2 separate regions of the Mus musculus genome follow, and region 2 is linked to region 1. Evidence: chromatin loops called from intact Hi-C (ENCODE). Cell type or tissue: heart. All regions are shown on one strand. Each heading gives the region's core, and the rest is flanking DNA. Links, peaks and the distances in the headings are about the cores only.

Region 1 (2,900 bases), core at 123-2,622:
CTTGGAGGTGATAGCAATTAATGTAGGAACAATTAACAATCCCATCGTTACAGAGGTTTTTTTTTAAGATAAAATTATTTTTGAAGTCACACAACCAAGATCCTGTCTAAGTTGTTAAAGTCCCTTTGTGAAAGCTGGGACAATTTATGGCACAGGGGCACTCAATCAGGGTCACAGACTTTCCCTCTCCACTTAGATTTTGCTTTGAAACAGTGTCTCACTTTGTAGCCCAGGTTGGCCTCCGATTCACAGAAAGTCTCCCACATAAGCCTGCTAAGTGCTTAGATTACAAACTCAGGCTGACCCAACCTTAAAATTCCCCTGCCTCAGCCTCCACGGTCTAACAAGTGTGAGCCACCACTGATTAGTTTAGTTTATTCATTCATTCGTTTATTTATTTCATTTTTGCAACAGGGTCTCCGGTCCTGGCTGTCTTAGAACTCATTATATAGACCAGAATGGCTTGTTAAAGAGATCGTCCTGACACTAGCTCAGGATTAAAGGTATAAACCACTATGCAAGCCACAAGGTAGTTTGAAAAACATGAAGAGGCCTAACCTGGCTGTCCTTTGGATTTTATCCCAATCAGCATTTAGGAAGCAGAGACTACGAGAACCTGAACCTGTGAGTTTCAGGCCAGCGTGGTGGTGAGACACCCCTCCCCCCATTTTAAAAGTATAAAACAGTCTAAGGGTTTAAGTCGTTTTTGGCTGTGCTGGAGATTGAACTCCAGCTAGTTACCAAGCCATTCTGACACAACAGAACTTGTTTCGGCAACTCGTATATTAGCTACAACTCCTGAACCGTGAAGGGTCACAGGTCCCCTTAGCAAGGCTTCTGGGTTAAGACCGCCGAGTAAGCGCACCTCTCACGGACCAGAGAGTTCACACAAGTAGCAAAATAAAAGAAAGGGTAAACGAATTCCATAAAGTCACAGTCACAGAATTTGGGGGTGTGAGCCTCTGTGCCCAGGAGATTTGGCCAGCCACCTCTCTCCCGTCCTGAAGATGCTGGCACCGCAGCGAAACGCTCCGCGTTGCCGGGATACAGCGGCGAGGAAGGGCACCCGGCACCCCAGGCAGGGTCCGAGGCAGCACCCAGTCCTCTCACAAGGCAGCTCAGAGCCAGCAGCACTGCCTGGCAGGAACTCCAGCCCAGCTCCTTCCAGAGCGGCTCAGACTGGGCTCCCAACCCGCACCTACGTCCTTAGGCCCGCACGGGCTCCCAGGCGGCGAGCGCCACTGCGGAGCGGGCGGGCCGGCTCGAGGCCTTCTTGACGCCCGCGGCTCCGGGCGCCCCGTCCCCGCCCGGCCTGCCGCTCTGTTCCCGTCCGTCCCGAGACACCGACCCCGCCCGGCCCTCCTTCTCTCTCCCTCCCTCTCGGGCTCACCCAGCAGCAGCAGGAGCAGCGGCCGCCGGGCGCCGGGGGCCGCCATGGCGCGACGCAGCCGAGGCCGGAGGACGGCGGTTGCGCGGGCGGCGAGGCCGGCGGGAGGGCGCGTCCACCGACTCGAGAGGCCCCGCAGCTGCGGCGCCGGCACGGAGAGGACCCTGCGGCCGGCAGCGCCTGTCACGTGAGCAGTGCCGCGCCCGCCGGTCACGTGAGCCGAGGGTCTCGCGAGAGCCCGTGGACCGCCAGCTTACTCCTCACTTCTTCGGGAGGCTCCGTTCCGCACGTGATGTGGTCACGTGCCAGTCGGCATCACGTGGGCGCTGGACCACGTGATATCTTGCCCTCTCCCCACCCCCTTCCCCCCCCCCCCCCCACGGCCTTTCTCCCGAGTGTCCCGAAATGGAAAGTAGGTTGTGGCTTTGAGTAAGGGAAGGAGAAACGCTGTCGGAGAAAGTGAAGATGGAAACAGGAAGCCATGAAGGCTGGACTGAGCCCCGTAGGCCAGCTACATGCCACAGTTCAGGTCCAAGCCCCTGAAGGCCTGCAGCCCAGTGGTAGTCTTGGTTGAGAGCCATGTCTAGGTCAATACCAGTGTTTACATCCCAGGACAGTGTGCATATCCATTTCGAGGTGGGTATTCCCATCTAGACCCGTGCCCCAGGCCCAGGCTGACCTCCACTTTCAGGCTCACATACTAGTGTCTAGGGTCAGCCCCGAATGTGTCCCATTCGGTGATCCAGGCAGAGGACAGTCCTTTAGGATACGTAGATGGTGGGAGATGTGGAAAAGATACTTTTTAAGAGATAGGATTTCAGAATATATCTTTAGCCGGCCTCAAACTCAGAGATCAGCCCGCCTCTGCTTCCTGAGTGCTCAGATGATGTGTGTGGGCGCAGTGTTCTTGACCATTCCTGGCTGCTTAAGGGCATGTGGATGGTCATCTTACCTGAGATGACTATTTCCATGAAGAGTTCAATACTAAAGTATTTTCCTCTTTTGTGAATGTCACACTCAAAACTCGAGGATTGGTTTGATGTTTGGGGACATGGCGTCACCCTAAAGCCCAGGTTGACCTGGAACTCGCATGGACCAGGCTGGCCCCACACTCTGGGCAATCATCCTGTCAGGAGCGCAGAGATTACAGGTGTGTGCCACCATGGCATGAATAATCTGAGCTTTTATGTTATTATATTGTTTTGGAGACAGGGTCTCTCTATATAACCCTGGCAATCCTAGAACTCATTACTTAGACAGGTTGGCCTCAGACTCAAGAGATCAGCCTGCCTCTGCCTTCAGAGTGCTGGGACTAAAGGCCGGAGACCACCAGATCTACCTTGAAGTCCTCAAGTTTTAGCTTGAGGATTCCTCCTGTTAACAGATTTTTCATTCAAGCTGAGTTCTTCCTCCTCAGAATTGTAGACCCAGTAACAAAACTTAAAAGCTGTTTATGTAGTGGACTAGTTTATTCTGTGACCGGAGAATAAGAGTGGTTGGAGAGATGGCTCAT
Region 2 (2,900 bases), core at 261-2,760, 130 kb before region 1:
TAAAGCCTATCTATCTATCCATTCATCTTTCTATCTATGTATCTATCTATGTATCCATTCATTTATCTATCTATCTATCTATCTATCTATCTATCTACCTACCTATCTATTTTTGAGGCAGTCTTACTATGCAGCCCTAGCTGTCCTGGAATTAGCTATGTAGACTAAGCTGGCCTCAAACTCGCAGAGATCTGAGTCTCTGCCTCCCATGTGCTGGGATTAAATGTGTCTTCTTCCATCAGCAAAGCCTATTTTAACTCTAAAGTACATTTTAAAAGAGCACCTGTACCCACATGAACATAACAGGTAGCTGCCAAAGATGAAGCACTTCAGTAGCCGGCCAATCCTTGAAACTACTTTGGAAAAAGAAATAGAGAATATAATACAGAAGAGGAATAAGATGCCATGCACCAAAGGAAGATAAGTCAAACAGAGGCAGAGCAAACAGCCTATATGACTTAGAACCAATGAACCATGGCTTCTTGGTGGTGCCCAAAGGGCTGTTCAAATAGCTACTTTATTTGTTCAGGAGGTGCCAACTTAAATCCACAAAGAGAGGAGACACAGAGCCTACTCACTAGCCAGCTGCTTGTTCTTTTTTTAGTTAGGGAAGCCAAGGAGGAGAAAAAGATCTATGAAGAAAGAGGCCCTTTCATCAGTAGCAAACACTTCTCTGGTAAGTAAGCAAATCTACATTGCACCCCAGGAAGATGAGATGGATGCTGACAATAAATAAACGAGAGGTTAAACCCACTGGGCCAGAGTGACCTTCCCTGTCACTTTCAACTTACTTGATTGGTTTTACCACCTAAATTAAGAAATTAATGTGTAAACCATCTTGGTTTGATTGTTGACTCTGCCAACCTCCCTGGCTGTATAAGCTTAAGTCAAGTGTTGCAGGGCACCCACATCCCTTATTGAAAGAGACAATCTTGGGGCGTCTTTCCAGGTTTATCTTTAAGAAGAGGCTGTCTGCGGGCAGCCTCACGGGGCGGGACAGAGAGACTACAAAAAATTACAGGGAAGAACAAAAAAACGGGAGGCTCGGGGAGCTGAACCTCCGAGTTTAGGTGAAGTCTTGGAAACGGTTGTCTTCCCCCATACCCCGAAAGAACTTCTAGGAAAAGACCCTCCACCCCCTGGAAAGTAGACAAAGGCAGTCTCCTAGGAAGGATCCCCTTTGGAAGAGACAAACCAAGAAGGAGCCCCGGGTAGGAGTCGCCAGGATTGAGCAACCCGGATGAGGACCCCGGTGGAGCGCATCTCAGGACAGAAGTCCCGCAGCTGCAGAGCTTACCCCGATGGAGGAGGCCGCTCTCTGGACATGCGACCTCAGCATCACTGTCCCCGATCGAGAGTTCCCCGACGCAGCGAACCTCAGGGCCGCCAAAGAATTGCCCTCATCTCTTTCCTGGCCTCGGGACCAGGACACCGAGGACGGCACCGCCCTCTTCTTACTTCAGGCGCTTCTGACGCGCAGCTGGAAAGTAGGTGCGGCTCCTTTAAGCAGGCTGCCGATGGACAGCTCCGTCGTCCTTCGCGCGGCGCGATGCACGCCGGGAACTGGAGTCCCGGGAGCCGGCCGGCCAGCCAGCTTCCAGAGAGTGCGTAAGCCTAAGAGCCTCAGAACAGCAACAGCCTCCGAGAGAGGTTACGATGTGACCCAAACGCTGTGCCTCGGAGCTGAGGGGCGCCTGTCCACGCTGCACGCGGAGAGCCGAAGACGGAGCGAGCCCCCCCAGTCACCTGAAGGGAGCGTTCGAACACTGCGCCTGCGCAGAGCGCCTGCTGCTAGCCGCCGCGGCAATCGCCTGCGCAGAGGAAGAGCGGCGTGCGCTTGCGCAGAAAATTGAAGTCGCTTCGGCAGCCTTGGGGAGCATGGTAGGTGGCTAGCTTTGCGCTCTGCAGGTGCGGGCCAGAGCCGGGCGCGGAGGTCACCTCTCTGTGGCGGCATTAGGATAACCGAACCGAGAGGCCGGGCGTGCCCGTCGTGGTGTTGAGGGAGGGCGCGGTTGACTTGGAGTAGCATGGTGTGAAGAGGGGTGTGAGGAGCCCAGTTGGATCTCCGGGGAGGGCAGCGGCGCCGGGTCAGCTGGGTGCTGACCGGACCGGAGGGCGGGACGGGGCTGTGCGACGGGTGACAACCTGCCTGCTGGGCGGAGCCGTCCCGCTTCTGAGTGGACAGTGACGCCGATTGGGGCGGAGCTGGCAGAGCTTTGAAGCCGTCAGCCCGGGGAGGTTTGTGGAAGAGGTGGAAGGACGCGATCCCCGGAAGGTGGTGCGCAAGGCTCCGCGGGGTTAGCATGGTTTGCGATCCGCTCAGCTCTCGCCGCGGCGAGGATATCCCCTACTCGCCCGCTCTCTTCCTGAGATCAGGCTGGGAATCCTGGAGGCGGGGAGGGACCGACTGGACGCCCTGGAGGTAGAGGAGGGTTTGCCTAGTAGAGCCGTGCAAAGGCCTGGACCGCGGGAGGACGCCTGACAGTCCCATTCCTTGGGTCTCGGGGTAGCCTTGCTCCGAGAGGATGCAAGCGAATGGGAGCCGAGGAAGACAAGTTTTGTCTCTGTCCTGGGAGAGATGTCGGCTTGGCTTGGTTTGCGTAGAGGAAACAGGGGAACTGAGGACCGAACCCTGGGGAGGGAAGAGGGGATGGAACCAATACCGAGAAGGACGAGGCTGGAAAACTAAAAGGTTTGAACCTAGAAATCAAGAAATAATGGAGAAGAGCTGCAGAAAGACTCCTCTGACCAGCTGCTAGCAGACTTCAGCGGCCAAGCCACTCACCTGCGCTCTTGGACAGGAACGTCACTGGGGAAGGAAATGTTGGGAGGCTCAAGATTTGGGAACACTTGGACTTGATGCCCTCATTTCCAGGCTTGCACATGGCAAAGCACAGTCA

Evidence for each region. Peaks named below come from ENCODE experiments on the same cell type or tissue, not always from the same donor. Only the 100,000 strongest peaks of a DNase experiment are listed, where the experiment ranks them.
Region 2: a loop joins it to region 1, with 2.5 times the contacts of the local background. A loop is called at or near these places in 3 of 42 quality-filtered maps.

The regions. Positions count from the first base shown.
Region 1 is chr8:13,157,925-13,160,824 of GRCm38, reverse strand. It overlaps Lamp1 (lysosomal-associated membrane protein 1), which reads right to left and starts at 1,664. Exons shown (of 9, transcript NM_010684.3): 1 at 1,391-1,664. The coding sequence starts at 1,436. In heart, for the core only: no CTCF peak of the experiment used is centred there; DNase peaks (open chromatin) are centred at 1,084 and 1,634; H3K4me3 peaks cover 2,293 bases; H3K27ac peaks cover 2,040 bases.
Region 2 is chr8:13,286,785-13,289,684 of GRCm38, reverse strand. Dcun1d2 (DCN1, defective in cullin neddylation 1, domain containing 2 (S. cerevisiae)) reads left to right here and starts at 1,559. Exons shown (of 7, transcript NM_001024504.2): 1 at 1,559-1,881. The coding sequence starts at 1,879. Tmco3 (transmembrane and coiled-coil domains 3) reads right to left here and starts at 1,672. Exons shown (of 13, transcript NM_172282.2): 1 at 1,298-1,672. In heart, for the core only: no CTCF peak of the experiment used is centred there; DNase peaks (open chromatin) are centred at 1,514, 1,814 and 2,144; H3K4me3 peaks cover 2,434 bases; H3K27ac peaks cover 1,912 bases.